5 separate regions of the Homo sapiens genome follow, and all the other regions are linked to region 1. Evidence: chromatin contacts called from ENCODE Hi-C or POLR2A ChIA-PET data. All regions are on one chromosome and are shown on one strand. The core of a region is the stretch at or near the end of the contact, and the rest is flanking DNA. Distances in the headings are between cores, read along the strand shown.

Region 1 (2,700 bases), core at 7-2,506:
ACATAAACTTGTGAGGTGAACAGAGTTCAGCATATGCTCTCCCAACAGATGTTCCAGCACCACCGCAAAGAGTTACAATGTGATTCTTATCTTTCTGCATACTCCTACTACATAGCTGTAGTAGGACTTCTAAATTTAAAGTCTTAAGATTTTTTTTAACCCACCTTTTAATTAACCCTCAAAAGATCCAGCTGAGTTTTAAAAATTTGGACTATGTTGCTAAAAAAAAAAAAAAAAAAAAAAAAAAGTAACAGTGCGAGTGTAAACATCTTGGAAGCCTAAATCTGAAAAACGTAACAAAACTTTTTTTTTTTAAGTTTAAAGCCTGTCAAGTTGGTAGCTTATTAAATTCCTCCAGTCACATGAAATTCACAGCAGAACAAGGATTCAAAATGGGTTAGGCACCGAAATGTCATTTAGCAAATCAATGATTCCCAAAAGATAGAGGTTTAGGGGCGGGGAAGGGAGAGGCTTTTCCTAAACTATCCAGGAAATAATTTTCACAGAGCGTTACAGACTAGGAGCGTCCCCAGCAGCGCTCACCCTCGGCCGGCCGGGTCCCGCTGCGCACCTCCCGGCCGCGCGTCCCCACCTGCGCACGGTGCCTCCAGCCTGGGCGTGGGCGCGGCCCGGGATCGCGGCGCCGGGGCCGCAAACCGGGGCCGCAAACCAGCGCCGCCACCCGCGTCCGGACCCAGTCCCCTGTGAGCGACACCTGGCAAAGTTTCACAAGGTGGGAGACAGCCCACCGCCGGCTTTCAGGAAGTGCACTGGGCGGTGAGGACTCGAACGAGCTCGTCCCGGGGCTGGCGCACTCACTTCGGAGAAACCCCTGCTCCCGGGACGCGTTCACTCCGGCCGCGCAGGCAGCCCGGGCACCACTGGCGGAGGCGGGGCGGCAGCTGGCAAGCAGAGGAGAATCAGGAGTCCAAAGCCGGGCCAGGGCCCTCAGGAAAGGTGAGAGCGGCCGCGTCCCTCCGCTCACGTGGGCCTCGCACGCTCCTCACCGCTCCCGGGCTACCCTCACGCCGCCCCACGGCCCCAGCCCGCGTCCTCCTCCTGCCGAGCACCAGCCTTTAGGACCGCACGGAAGCCGCCGAGAGGGAGGCGGCCGGCCAGCAGTTGGGCGTGGCTTCCTGGAGAAAGGCGGCCCCCCAGGGGGCGGGGAGAGCGACGTCACCGTCGATTCGCGGTGCTGATTGGCGGAGGTGAGGTGCGCGGAGCCCGCAAGCTTCTCCGCCCGGCCCGGCTGCTCCACCTCCTCACCCAGCCGCTCCGTCCTCACCGGCTCGCGAGGGAACAGCTCAGGCACCGCCGCCCCGGCTCAGCGCGGACGGCGGAGAGAGGGAGGCGGAAGGAGGACACCCTCGCTCGCTTGCTCCCACCCGCACCCGGGCTCCCAGAACCGGCGAGGAGCCCAGGGGGAGGAGCCGTCGCGGGCACGCCCCGCCCCCAGCCCGGGAAGACGACGCCAGCGACCCCGCCGGCCGGCCACCGCCCCCCTCGCCGGCCGAGACCCGCCCCCGGCCCCGGCCCTCCCCCGGCGGCATGGAGGGGCCCCGCTCCTGACGGCCGCGCCGCCGCCTCGGCCCGTGCTCCACCTCGCGGCCCCTCCCGCCCGCCCCCGCTCGCATGTCTGCGCCGCCCTAGCCGAGGATGCTGAGGATGAAGCTGCCGCTGAAGCCAACGCACCCCGCGGAGCCGCCGCCCGAGGCGGAGGAGCCCGAGGCGGACGCGCGGCCGGGCGCGAAGGCGCCTTCGCGCCGCCGCCGCGACTGCCGCCCCCCGCCGCCGCCGCCGCCGCCCGCGGGCCCGTCGCGGGGCCCTCTGCCGCCGCCGCCGCCGCCCCGGGGACTCGGGCCGCCTGTTGCTGGTGGAGCGGCGGCGGGGGCGGGTATGCCGGGCGGCGGCGGGGGGCCCTCGGCGGCGCTGCGCGAGCAGGAGCGGGTATACGAGTGGTTCGGGCTGGTGCTGGGCTCGGCGCAGCGCCTGGAGTTCATGTGCGGGCTGCTGGACCTGTGCAACCCGCTGGAGCTGCGCTTCCTTGGCTCGTGCCTGGAGGACCTGGCGCGCAAGGACTACCACTACCTGCGCGACTCGGAGGCCAAGGCCAACGGCCTCTCGGACCCGGGGCCGCTGGCCGACTTCCGAGAGCCCGCGGTGCGCTCGCGCCTCATCGTCTACCTGGCGCTGCTGGGCTCGGAGAACCGGGAGGCCGCTGGCCGTCTGCACCGCCTGCTACCCCAGGTGGACTCGGTGCTCAAAAGCCTGCGCGCGGCCCGGGGCGAGGGCTCGCGGGGCGGCGCGGAGGACGAGCGCGGCGAGGACGGCGACGGCGAGCAGGACGCCGAGAAGGACGGCTCAGGCCCGGAAGGCGGCATTGTGGAGCCCCGGGTCGGCGGCGGGCTTGGCTCCAGGGCCCAGGAGGAACTGCTGCTGCTCTTCACCATGGCCTCGCTGCACCCGGCTTTCTCCTTCCACCAGCGGGTCACCCTGAGGGAACACTTGGAGAGGCTCCGCGCCGCGCTCCGCGGGGGCCCCGAGGACGCGGAGGTGGAGGTAGAGCCGTGCAAGTTTGCCGGCCCCAGGGCCCAGGTAAGGCGCACGGAGCCTCCCTGGACTCGCGGTGCGATCGCTGCCCCGGCGGCCTCCCCGGCCTCGCTCTCGGACGCCCCTTGCCCGAGCCCCAGCCCGGCGCAG
Region 2 (2,700 bases), core at 33-2,532, 4.9 Mb before region 1:
GAGAAGAGACTCTACCTTTAGACCTGTTTTAAATGGTTTCTCCTTGGTTCCATCTCCCGTGGCATCGCTTCCCTCTCGGTCAGAGACGTACAGCTCTGCTGTTTGACAAAATGAGGGTAAGTTATGGTCTGGCCATTAACTATTAGTCACCTTACTACTTTATTCATTCCTTATCTTTGTAAACAGAACAAGCATCGATTAATAAAAATTGAGGTCCATAAGTAATTAATATCCTAGTTATTTCCCCACTCCATTTCAATAACATCCATCTCATAAAAACATTAGTTAATAATCCAGGTTTTCAAAATGAACTCTGATCATTTTAATTTGTGATATTTATTCTATCTAATTGGGCACCCAAAAATAAAATATGGGCTTTGAAGTTGATCAGACATACGCTGGAATGTTGGATTTTGTACCTTAAAAGGCAGGGTGACTCTGGAGAATTTACTTAACCTTTCTGAGCTTATTTCTTTACCTATAAAATAGGAAAAACAATCCCCATCTTGAAAGGCTGTGCTGAGGATGAAATAAAATAACACATACAAATCAGATATCCCAGTGCCAGTTTTTGTAGAGATGGCAAATAAACACCAGCTCCCTCTGGACTTTAAAGGAAACAGAAGCTCTGAGGTTAGAAAATTTCAGAAGGCCTCACAACTAGTAGGTCTGAACAGTTAACATCCATCCAGGTCTCTCTCTTTTTTTTTTTTTTTTTCCTACTGCACAGTATGGTCTCCCCGGAAACCTCAATAAAAAAATGAGGGTGGGAGAAAAACAACTAGAATCCTAAAGCCCCTTCCTGACGATCACTTTGAAGAACTGCAGGAGTAGGGGCTACCCTGTGTCTGAACCCGTCCCAGCGCCTGAGTCTCAGCGCAATCGGGAGGTTTCGCAGCGGGGCAGGGGAAGGGCCCGGAGCCACCGCCATCGCAGCCCGGGGGAACGACGGACTCGGGGAAGCCCGGCCTGGCCCTTCAAGTCCCGGGCCCAGCAAAGGCCAGCACCCTCCCTCCCTCCCTCCCTGCAATCGGTCCCCAAACATTCGCGGGGCGCCCACTCTGGTAGGCACTAAGGAAAGCGCCGAAACCCGACTGGAGCAGAGTTCCTGCCCCAGGCAGGGAACACCGCGCCATACACTGAGTCTCACCCACCTAGCACCATGCCTGCAGTGGCCCTGGTCACCTCCAAGGACACAGACTGCAACACCGACGCCGTCTTATGACTCCAACGTGCACCGGCGGTTTCCGCGATTCCGGCGTTGCATCAGAGAGCGTAGATCTGAGGGCGCCTGCGAGAATCGGCCGAGCGCCGCGGTTCCATTGGTTACGAGAGGTGGGCGAGCGGCGCCGGGGCCGCCATCTTTGGTGAGGGCAGAGGCAACTTCCGGATCCAGAGACGCCCCGCCCCACGCGTTTGTGCAGCTCGGAAGGCGCTGCCTGTCCCGGAGCTCCGCGGCCCTGGAGACCCTGGCACAGTGTCACTTTTGCACCCTTCCTTCCCCGCCTCCCCAACTTTCCTTTCTGAATCTTCCAATTCCGCCCCAGCTGGAGGCGTGCGGGTCCTCTTGCAAACCAGACCAAGGATGTCGCCCCGATCCCCAGATGGTGGAGGCTGGTTGAGTTCATGTCACCAGCAAACACCGCGCCAGCTGCGAGACGGGGTGCGCGGCGGTGGAGGGGACGCAGCGGGTTGCGTAAACTTCCTTTTTTTTTTTTTTTTTTTTGAGACGGAGTCTCGCTCTGTCACCCAGGCTGGAGTGCAGTGGCGCGATCTCGGCTCACCGCACCCTCCACCTCCCGGGTTCAAGCGATTCTTCTGCCTCAGCCTCCCGAGTAGCTGGGATTACAGGCCTGTGCCACCATGCCCAGCTAATTTTTGTATTTTTAGTAAAGACGGGGTTTCACCATCTTAGTCAAGCTGGTCTCGAACTCCTGACCTTGTGATCCGCCCACCTCGGCCTCCCAAAGTGCTGGGATTACAGGCGTGAGCCATCGCGCCCGGCCAGATGCGTTAACTTTCTAAACTCCGTGAGCCAGCGTCCCTCGGTGTTCAGGAGAGGAGCTATGGTATATGTTCATTTAAAATTGTAAGGATTACCGTTAGGAAGGCCATAATAATGTGGTGGAAAGAACGAGGGCTTCGGAATACAAACCTGGGTTCTGCCTTTTACTAACCGTGTGTCTTCAGATAAATTACCTAAACTGAATGAGCTTCATTCAGCGAGTTGGGACCGATTGCAGGGAGGGAGGGAGGGTCCTGGCCCTTGCTGGGCCCGGGACTTGAAGGGCCAGGCCGGGCTTCCCCGAGTCCGTTGTTCCCCGGGCTGCGATGGCGGTGGCTCCGGCCCCTGCCCCTGCCCCGCTGCGAAACATCCCGATTGCGCCGAGAGTCAGGCGCTGAGAGGGGTTTATCTGTGTCTTCAGATAAATTACCTAATCTGAATGAGCTTCAGTTTTTCTATTTGTGAAAGATGATATAAATTCACTGCCCGGGCATGTAAGAGGTGCTAATAAAGGGTCTGTCATCATTTTCAACTTTTTTTTACTTTTTTGGTGGGCTTTTTTTTTTTTTGGAGACTGGGTCTTCTCTGTTGCTCAGGCTGGAGTGCAGTGGTGCTATCATAGCTCACGGCAGCCTCGAACTCCTGGGCTCAAGTGAGCCTCCCACTTAAGCCTCCCAAGTAGCTGGGACTATAGG
Region 3 (2,700 bases), core at 146-2,645, 3.2 Mb before region 1:
AATGACTAGTTAATGGGTGCAGCACACCAACATGGCAAATGTATACATACTAACCAACCTGCACGTTGTGCACATGTACCCTAAACCTTATAGTAAAAAAAAAAAAAAAAAAAAAGATTAATCACACACAAAGATAGAATTCAAACTGCCAGAGCTCCTCATCTCATATAAAGGCATTTGCCACTTGTTCAACGGGTATATCTGATGGTCACTGAACAGAGCTTATGTCATGCCAAGTGCTACGATTGACTCCTTAGTCAGCAGTGACACATCAGCACTAAAAAGTGCAGATATGTTTTCTTTCACGTAAGTAAATGCTCTAGCAAGGCTCTCTTATCTACAAAAGTGCCAAACACAGAGAGTGAATAAAATATGAACCCAAGATTATTTCAATGCTTCCAATTTTTTTAAAGGGCTAAAAATGTAATGCTATTCTTAGTCTCAGGTTCAGAAACAATCAATCCCTAAAAATATATCCCTTCTCCTAAAAAGTTACATAATGTGTTACTACGAGAGAAAAGATCAAAGACCACACCAAGTCACTGAGAGGAAAATGTGTAGTTCCAACAGTATAAGAATGTCTTCTGACATACAAAGACTTAAAAAATTACTCTAATACTACTATATGCCATCTCAGGAGCCGTCAGTGGGCATGGGGTTCAAGCGAAGCATTAACCATTGCTAACACCGGAGCAAAGAAATCGGGGATCGGGGGTGGGGGGTGGAAGCGGGAAAGGAAGTAAGGGGGCTTCTAGAACATGTCTCAGGTTGGGATGGCTGGGGGTAGGGCACATTTCTCCTAGAGACGTGGCGTTGTGAAACATGATACCTAGAAGCAAGTTTGAGTGCTAGGAAGTGTAGGAGGTAACCAAACACCTCTAGATCCAACGGAAAGTACCGACGAGATCAAAGAAGGGAAGACAGCAGGCGGGTGAGAGAGAACAGAATGGGTGAGGGAAAGACTCGGGGACAAGCGGAGGGAACCGTGCGAACCAGGAGGGACCCGGCGGAGGGGCTGCCAGGAGGGTCCCCTCCACAGCGCATATGGTGTGCAGCTGCTGGAACGGGAACCTCAGCACACCAGGGTAGCCGCGGATGAAAGGCGAAGAGGCAGCAGAAGGGGGAGAGGAACCCGGCCCCCAGCCCTCTGCTCCGGCTTACTCCCCGCGTGGGCCCAGAAGGGCACGGTCCCGTCGCTCTGCACCAGGTGCGGCCCCTTGAAGCTGTATTTGTACTCGAAACGGCGATGTGGCAACGCGACCGCGGGGTCTCCTCCCACGCCGTCGCCCCGGACGAAGCGACCGAGTGACAGCAGCAAGGCGCAGAACAGCGGCCGAACTCTGGCCCGGAGACCCCTTTGCCTGGATCCCGCCATCTTGGATTCTGGAACGCGGAGGAGGGCGGGAGAGGGAGGGGCGCGGATGGCTGCGGATGGCCAACAGGGCGCTCGCTGATTGGCAGAGCCCGGGGGACCCCCAAGGGCAAGGGGTGAGCCCCGCCCCCGGCCTCCGCTTTCCGCGCGGCCGCACGGCCAGGAGCAGCTGTGGGCGGGGCCACGCGCAGGGGGCGGGTCTGGGGCGGTGCGGTCCTTCGGCCCCGCCCACCCTCCGGGGGTGGGGAAAGGACTCCAACCTTCGCTTCCCGCGCGGCAGAGTGCGGGAAGCGCCGATGGGTCCTTACCTGCAGGGAGCTTTCTCCGGCTTCTTAGAATACCTGGGAGCAGGAATTGGCTAGCCCTAAGACCTCTGGACCCAGCCTGTACAAAACCTTTTTAGTATATTAGAAGAAAGGTGTTCCTTTTGATGTGACATCAGTTTTTCAGTGGCACAATCCCGAATGCTTATGGTCCCAGCCCACTGAGCTCTACCAAGCTATGTTAGAGCGTTGCAAACTAGAAACCAGCACCCACGGGGTTGTAGGATGCCTTAGGATTTATAAGTTGGTGTCGGAAAGAGGGTTTCTGTGAATTTGTCAGCCAGCCTTTACATCTCAAAATTTAATTCCAAGAGCTTTCCAAATTTTGAAACCATGGCAAGAGTGCATTCAAATGAAACTGACTTTGGTTTGGTTTGGTTTTGGTGAGAGGGATAATGTGCTATGGACCCAGGCGTCTGTAGAACCTGGACATTTGATATAGGATCGGTCTTCCACTCAATGAATACGTTCTATATTTTAAAGGGGACTCCTCTTTCCCTTGCTTAGGAAAAAATATCGTCAAAATATTCATGGTAATCCAAAGTTTTGTTTTTTCAAAAATGTGTCATGATGAGTTTTTCAAGTCCAAGAAACAGCAGTATGATTTATATTGTTTTTACACATGGCTTTTTATTAGCTCTGTTCGTGTGGGCTACATGAACGCCACACTAGCCCTAGGGACTCAATACCCGCATTACTTAAACTTATTTTTCATTAACTTCCCAGTTTTGGAAGTTGAATCCCATCTTCGGATTCATGGGCCATTACTGTTAAATCTCTTTCTAGTGCTCAAATAAAACCTTCAAGTTGAATATGGATTTAAGGCTTTCCGCCTGCTAGTCTCGAGATGTAATTTAAATGAAAGTACCATACTTACTGCTATCTCAGCAGCAGCAGTAACAAACATTTATCCACTGTATGGTGTATGTGCGTCATTGCCCTGGACTCTCCATGGTTTTCAACCCATAGGATTTAATCATTTTATTTTCTTTGGTTCTCTCATTG
Region 4 (2,700 bases), core at 64-2,563, 3.4 Mb before region 1:
CAAACCAAATGTATCTCCAACTCGTTTCCTCCTTAGCTGGATCCCCAAAATTCTCCTTGTCCCTCCAACAGGAGGGGAAATGTAATGGAGGTGAAGTTGGAATGCAAAGAAACAGAACTCTTAACCAATAGCAATTGCAATATCTTGCTTTTGAAAGTTTTACACATTCTATGGTTAAGTTTCTCCCACACCTTGGAAAAACACCTTTGCAATTGAAGGGTCCCAGAACTTACCTTTCATTAGCTTCATGGTAAGTCAGCTTCTGGTATATTTTAAATTGCAACCTGATCCTTTCCCCCAGACCTCCCCATTCAACTTATCTGCTTTTCCTGTTGTCATAGCACCTCCATCCTTTAGGTACCGTATAAATTATCCATTATGTCTGCCTTCGGTAGAATATAAGCTTCATGAGGGCAAGAATCTTTGCTTGTTTTGTTAACTGATGTTTCTCAAGTGCCTAGAACAAGGCCAGGTGCATGGTAGGTGCTCCATAAAGATTTGTGGATAAATAAATACAATAAAGAATGCATAATGCATACACGAGTGAGTGAATGAACCAAAGGTAATCTAGGATCAGAACTGTGATGATCTAGGACTTCTAAATTTAAAACTTTGAGTTATATTCCACTCATTTCCACTTAACCTTGGCCATGTCAATGAACCTTTCTGGGCCTTTGCTTTCTCGTGTATGAAATTAGGTGGTTATGTATTCATTTAATTAATATCTATTGCAACCCAATTATGGTCAAGGCATTCAAAGATACTTCCTTGCATACAAGTGGTACCACTCAAAATGCAGAATTCAGCGGCCTCAAAAGTCCCGCCTCTTCCAAGCCCCGCCCACCGCAGTCCATCTTTAGGCCCCGCCCCAATTCGGCTCAGCCCGCCCCAGCGTAGAGGCACCACCTTTCCTCGCTGCAGTCATCCAATAGCCAAGATACACGGCTAGGTGATTTGCGAGCGGGAGTTAGGTGTCCTCTTGGCGCCTGACCAGAGTCGGGAAATTCAGCTCCTCTTGAGTAGTCCCTTCCCCGAGTTGCCCCCCGAGGTATGCGGGGTCACTCGCTGCTCGATGTTCCCTCCGAAGGGTCGGACAAGGCTCCGGAGCCCTGTAGCTGCCCTCCCTAGGAGCCCCGGGTCTTCACTGGCCGAGGTGCCCACCCCGCAGCATTCTGGGAGTGGTAGTTTTCTTCCTTCAGGTTCATTCCTGGCTGGCCAGTGCCCAAGACTGGCGAGACTACGATTCCCAGACGCCCAAGCGAGTCGCCGGTCACGTGGCCGCAAGGACGCTGGGCCGGTGGGCGGGGGCCGGCAGGTGCTCCGCAGCCGTCTGTGCCACCCAGAGCCGGCGGGCCGCTAGGTCCCCGGAGACCCTGCTATGGTGCGTGCGGGCGCCGTGGGGGCTCATCTCCCCGCGTCCGGCTTGGATATCTTCGGGGACCTGAAGAAGATGAACAAGCGCCAGGTGACGGAGGAGGGTGGTGAGCGCGCCGTGGCCGGGACCGCCTGTGCTAGCGGGGAGTCGGGGCTTCCCAGTCAGGGCTCCGGCTCCCAGTGAATGCGGCCGGGCGGCCACCCGAAGCTCCCGCGCTGGGCTCTCAGGCCCTGGGTTCTACGCCTACGTGTGGGCATGGGTGTGCACTTCCTTGCCCTGACAAGAGCACAATTAGGGGAGGGTGCAGGAAAGGGGAGAATAGAAACCCCGTGCCATGGAATGTCAAATGTGGTTGAGAATGCCACAGCCACGCTTGTGGGAGAGATGACTCGGTGAACGACAGCTCTCTGAGCGTATTTGAAGGGCCACCCGGTGAAGAGGGAACCGATTTCTCTGTGGGGCTTCAGAGGCCTGACTGCCGGCAGGTGGAAGAGGCAGAAAGGCAGGCGAGAGGGAAGAACTTTCCTACAACGGGAGCTGTCCAGCGATGCCTCCCAAAGCAGTTTCTTCCCAGCCTGGGCAGTTGTTTTTCCCCTGACCGTGGGTCGGGACTAAATAATGCTCCTTGTGCCTAGAGAGCTCACAAGCTGTGCGCAATCATTGTGGACTCAACCAGTGTTCCCAGCGAGATTCCAGAAGCCTTCTCTAACTTCTGAGATGGCTGCACTCTGAATATAGGAGGCAGTGTAGGGTCTTTGGGCAGCTGGGGTGGTTGAATTCCCTCTCCTTTGTGAGAGGACCTCAGAGGAAAACGTTCCTCTTGCTCTCTTTTTAGCCACTTATTGGCCATCATCACTGTCTTTGGGGCCTTATCTCTTCACTATAAGGTTAAGAGTGAGTAGGGATTGGAAAGGAAGCCCTCTCAGTCAGGAAAAATACGACTATGTAGGCTTCTAGGTAGAGAATTTGGGGGACCTGTAGGACCTGAATATCACGGTGGATACTAATGCCACTATTGCTACTAATAAATTGTGCTAAGAAAAATGGGACCTTCCAACCAGGGAGTTTTGATTGTCTTTGAAAATGGTATTAATCCTCATTATTTTGATGGCATCCAGTTTCATTTGCTCCATCATGTTGAGATGTGGGGTGGTGCCCATGGGAGGTCACAGCTTACTCCTTTAGGCATACGTGTTTTTCCCCTCTCACTCTCCTCCCCCTTCCCCAAGTAGAATTTCAGACTAGTGCAGTAGTGTGGGAAAGTTTGATAATTTCTATTTCATCAACCGTGTTTAGGATGTGGTAGTGTCTAGGTGTGCAAAGCT
Region 5 (2,700 bases), core at 70-2,569, 3.9 Mb before region 1:
TGAGTATGAAACGGCACTTGTATGTGTAAGGGTAATAGCATTTACTGAGTCATCTACGATGTGCCAGTTACCGAGTTAAGTGCTTCACATACATCAACTCCTTTAATTCTGGCAACAACTCTATATAAACTGTATTGTCAGTCCTGTGTTAATAGATGAGGCAGAGAAATTAAGAAACTTATTCAAGCTCCTAACACTTGAATCGAGCAGATCTTTCATGCTCTTAGCCATCTCACTGCAGTCTGAATTCTTAACTTATGCTAGAGTGAAGTTTAATGACTGCTTGTGCTAGAATGTGGTGGAGACTGTATGGCGCACCTACCTCGCCAACATGTATAAGAATATAGGTATCCAAATTACTGGTCAGAAAATCCTGCGGCCTTGGGTGATGAAAAGCTAATGGCAACAGAAATTGGGCCAGGAAGCCTCGTGTAGGGAACTACCTGACTGGTCACATTTCGTAAGTTACTTCCTTTTTGTCCCAAACGAAGCCATAGTTTTCAAAGGGATAATGGCCTTGGATGTTGCTAAGATTGGCAGAGAGAGCTCAGGTGTCGTCCATTCCGGATCATTCCAGGGAAAGGCATCCTCTACAGGGTTGCCTGCTTTGATGACGGAGATTGCGGGCGGCAGTCTGACGCGGTGTAAACCAGATGATTCCTGCTAAAAACAATCATTTCCAAGATCTGATTAGCCCTAAATATGCCACAGCTCAGTTTGCAAAGTAGTAATTGTTTAAAAGTCTAGGCAAAGATTTTGGCCAATTCCAACTCAAGTATCCGGATCTCCAGCACTACTTCCCTCTAGCAATGCCATACACATCTAACCCTAAAACGAGGAAGCGTCCGCTGAGGTTGCCCACTGCAGGATGCTGGTGTGTCGCCGGGCACATGAAAGTCCCTGAGTCAGGGGAGAGCGCTCGCCGGGGACTGCGGGCGGGAGCCGGCGACTGAGAACCGCTTGCCCCGCTCTCTGGCGTGAGTACGCAGGCCTCCTCCCACGGTCTCAGGAAGCCCAGACGCCGCAGGCTTCCCCGCCGTAGAGGAGCTGCCGGGGCGTAATTCCTCCACCGCTTCCTCCTCCAGCTGCACCCACCCGTCCTTTCCTGCTCGGGAGGGCTGGGTTTGAAGCGCGCGCCACGGCCAGCCCGGGACCGCGGGGGAGGGCGAGGGAGGCGCGCAGCCGCACGCACGCAGTAGGCAGCCCCGCCCCGCCCCTCGAGGCCCAAGGTCCCGCCCCTCGAGGCTCCGTGCCCCGCCCCCCGGGTGCCCCGCCCCTTTGCGCGGCTGGCGCGGCCAGCAGGCCAGGCTCCCCTCGGCAAACCTGTCTAATTGGGGCGGGGAGCGGAGCTTCCTCCTCTGAGGGCCGTGCCGCGCTGCCAGATTTGTTCTTCCGCCCCTGCCTCCGCGGCTCGGAGGCGAGCGGAAGGTGCCCCGGGGCCGAGGCCCGTGACGGGGCGGGCGGGAGCCCCGGCAGTCCGGGGTCGCCGGCGAGGGCCATGTCGCTGTTGGGGGACCCGCTACAGGCCCTGCCGCCCTCGGCCGCCCCCACGGGGCCGCTGCTCGCCCCTCCGGCCGGCGCGACCCTCAACCGCCTGCGGGAGCCGCTGCTGCGGAGGCTCAGCGAGCTCCTGGATCAGGCGCCCGAGGGCCGGGGCTGGAGGAGACTGGCGGAGCTGGCGGGGAGTCGCGGGCGCCTCCGCCTCAGGTGAGCTCAGGGCCGCGGCAGGCCGGGCGCGCGGGTCGAGCGGGGTGGGCTGCGGTGGGGAGGTGGGGGCGCTGTCGGTGGGGCTGAGCGCGGCGGGGGCCGCCGGCGTGAGTGAGCGGAGGTGGGGAGGACTTCGGTCATTGAGGCGGAGCGGAACTCAGCAGCTCCCCGGAACGCCTGGGGTTTGAGAGCGGGGCCCAGGGCTCTGGAGGGTGGAGGCAAAAGTGGCCCAGCGGCTGCCTCGCTCCCTGTTCCCACCCCCGCCCCTGGTGAAAGGGAGAAGTCGAGGTTGACCCCGGAGGATAGTGAGAGAAGGAAAGCTGTCAGGGGACCCCTAGGATGGGGCAGTCATCCAGAGGACTTAAAATGCAAAAGAAAGGGATGTGGACACTGCTCTGGGAGACCTAAGGAAGGCTGGGAAGAAGCGCAGGCGAGGTGATGAATGCAGAGGGTGGGGTGCAGGAATTCATGAACATTTTGCAAGGTATTGGGAAAGACTGACGCCGAACTCATCATCTCCCTCCATCAAACCAGGTTACCACGTTCTCTTCTTGACTTCACCATGAACATGAAACTCGAAGTAAAACTATTTTCCTTGTTAGGTTTGGAATGGCTGTATTAGGGTTCCTGAAGTTTTGGTCTCGAGACTCCTTTACCCTCTTAAGAATTATTGAGGACCCCAGAGAGCTCTTATGTGGGTTAGAGATAATACATACATGTAATACATACTGATATTTACCACCTTTGAAATTAAAGCTAAGACATTTAAAAAATATTAATTTATTTAAAAAGAATAACCCATTATATGGTAACAGAAATAATACTTTCGTGGAAAAACAAATTTTCCAAAACAAAAAAGTCTATTAGAGAAGTGGCATTGGTTTTCATTTTGAAGATCTCTTTAATGTCTTGGCTTAATCACAGAGCTGGATTCGTTTATGTGCTTCTGCATTCAGTCTGTCGCACTATTACAGGTCACAGAACGCTGGAAAC

The links. Hi-C counts contacts between places; a loop is a spot of excess contacts on that map. ChIA-PET counts read pairs that join two places held with the same protein, here RNA polymerase II (POLR2A). Pooled maps may share reads with other maps.
Region 2: a map of B cell shows a loop between it and region 1 (21-fold over the local background). The contact joins the promoter of NARS1 here to the promoter of ZCCHC2 in region 1. A Hi-C loop is called at or near these places in 5 of 168 maps with a recorded cell type or tissue (B cell, CD8-positive, alpha-beta T cell, naive thymus-derived CD4-positive, alpha-beta T cell and 1 more) and 13 of 50 pooled maps. POLR2A ChIA-PET finds 5 or more read pairs at or near these places in 3 of 52 experiments (CD4-positive, alpha-beta T cell, activated T-cell and naive thymus-derived CD8-positive, alpha-beta T cell).
Region 3: a map of B cell shows a loop between it and region 1 (11-fold over the local background). The contact joins the promoter of LMAN1 here to the promoter of ZCCHC2 in region 1. A Hi-C loop is called at or near these places in 3 of 168 maps with a recorded cell type or tissue (B cell and naive thymus-derived CD4-positive, alpha-beta T cell), 1 of 37 single-sample maps with no recorded cell type and 14 of 50 pooled maps. POLR2A ChIA-PET finds 5 or more read pairs at or near these places in 1 of 52 experiments (CD4-positive, alpha-beta memory T cell).
Region 4: a map of CD8-positive, alpha-beta T cell shows a loop between it and region 1 (25-fold over the local background). The contact joins the promoter of SEC11C here to the promoter of ZCCHC2 in region 1. A Hi-C loop is called at or near these places in 3 of 168 maps with a recorded cell type or tissue (B cell, CD4-positive, alpha-beta memory T cell and CD8-positive, alpha-beta T cell), 1 of 37 single-sample maps with no recorded cell type and 11 of 50 pooled maps. POLR2A ChIA-PET finds 5 or more read pairs at or near these places in 1 of 52 experiments (GM12878).
Region 5: a loop to region 1 is called in a map of natural killer cell, with 11 times the contacts of the local background. The contact joins the promoter of MALT1 here to the promoter of ZCCHC2 in region 1. A Hi-C loop is called at or near these places in 3 of 168 maps with a recorded cell type or tissue (CD4-positive, alpha-beta T cell, naive thymus-derived CD4-positive, alpha-beta T cell and natural killer cell) and 9 of 50 pooled maps.

What each region holds. Positions count from the first base shown.
Region 1 is chr18:62,521,769-62,524,468 of GRCh38, forward strand. ZCCHC2 (zinc finger CCHC-type containing 2) reads left to right here and starts at 1,257. Exons shown (of 14, transcript NM_017742.6): 1 at 1,257-2,595. The coding sequence starts at 1,657. RefSeq lists silencers at 511-620, 851-1,120, 1,151-1,650, 2,541-2,700 and an enhancer at 1,966-2,539.
Region 2 is chr18:57,620,554-57,623,253 of GRCh38, forward strand. It overlaps NARS1 (asparaginyl-tRNA synthetase 1), which reads right to left and starts at 1,283. Exons shown (of 14, transcript NM_004539.4): 1 at 1,155-1,283; 2 at 16-98. The coding sequence starts at 1,164. RefSeq lists enhancers at 1,132-1,836, 1,217-1,556.
Region 3 is chr18:59,357,870-59,360,569 of GRCh38, forward strand. LMAN1 (lectin, mannose binding 1) reads right to left here and starts at 1,396. Exons shown (of 13, transcript NM_005570.4): 1 at 1,162-1,396. The coding sequence starts at 1,375. RefSeq lists enhancers at 811-910, 921-970, 1,161-1,350 and a silencer at 1,381-1,680.
Region 4 is chr18:59,138,571-59,141,270 of GRCh38, forward strand. It overlaps SEC11C (SEC11 homolog C, signal peptidase complex subunit), which reads left to right and starts at 1,314. Exons shown (of 6, transcript NM_033280.4): 1 at 1,314-1,465. The coding sequence starts at 1,379. RefSeq lists silencers at 744-793, 1,214-1,353 and enhancers at 904-993, 1,074-1,173.
Region 5 is chr18:58,670,146-58,672,845 of GRCh38, forward strand. It overlaps MALT1 (MALT1 paracaspase), which reads left to right and starts at 1,320. Exons shown (of 17, transcript NM_006785.4): 1 at 1,320-1,707. The coding sequence starts at 1,499. MALT1-AS1 (MALT1 antisense RNA 1) reads right to left here and starts at 1,728. Exons shown (of 2, transcript NR_164150.1): 1 at 1,324-1,728; 2 at 1-663. It overlaps LOC105372146 (a long non-coding RNA gene), which reads right to left. Exons shown (of 4, transcript XR_935537.3): 4 at 2,468-2,700. RefSeq lists an enhancer at 639-898 and a silencer at 1,059-1,848.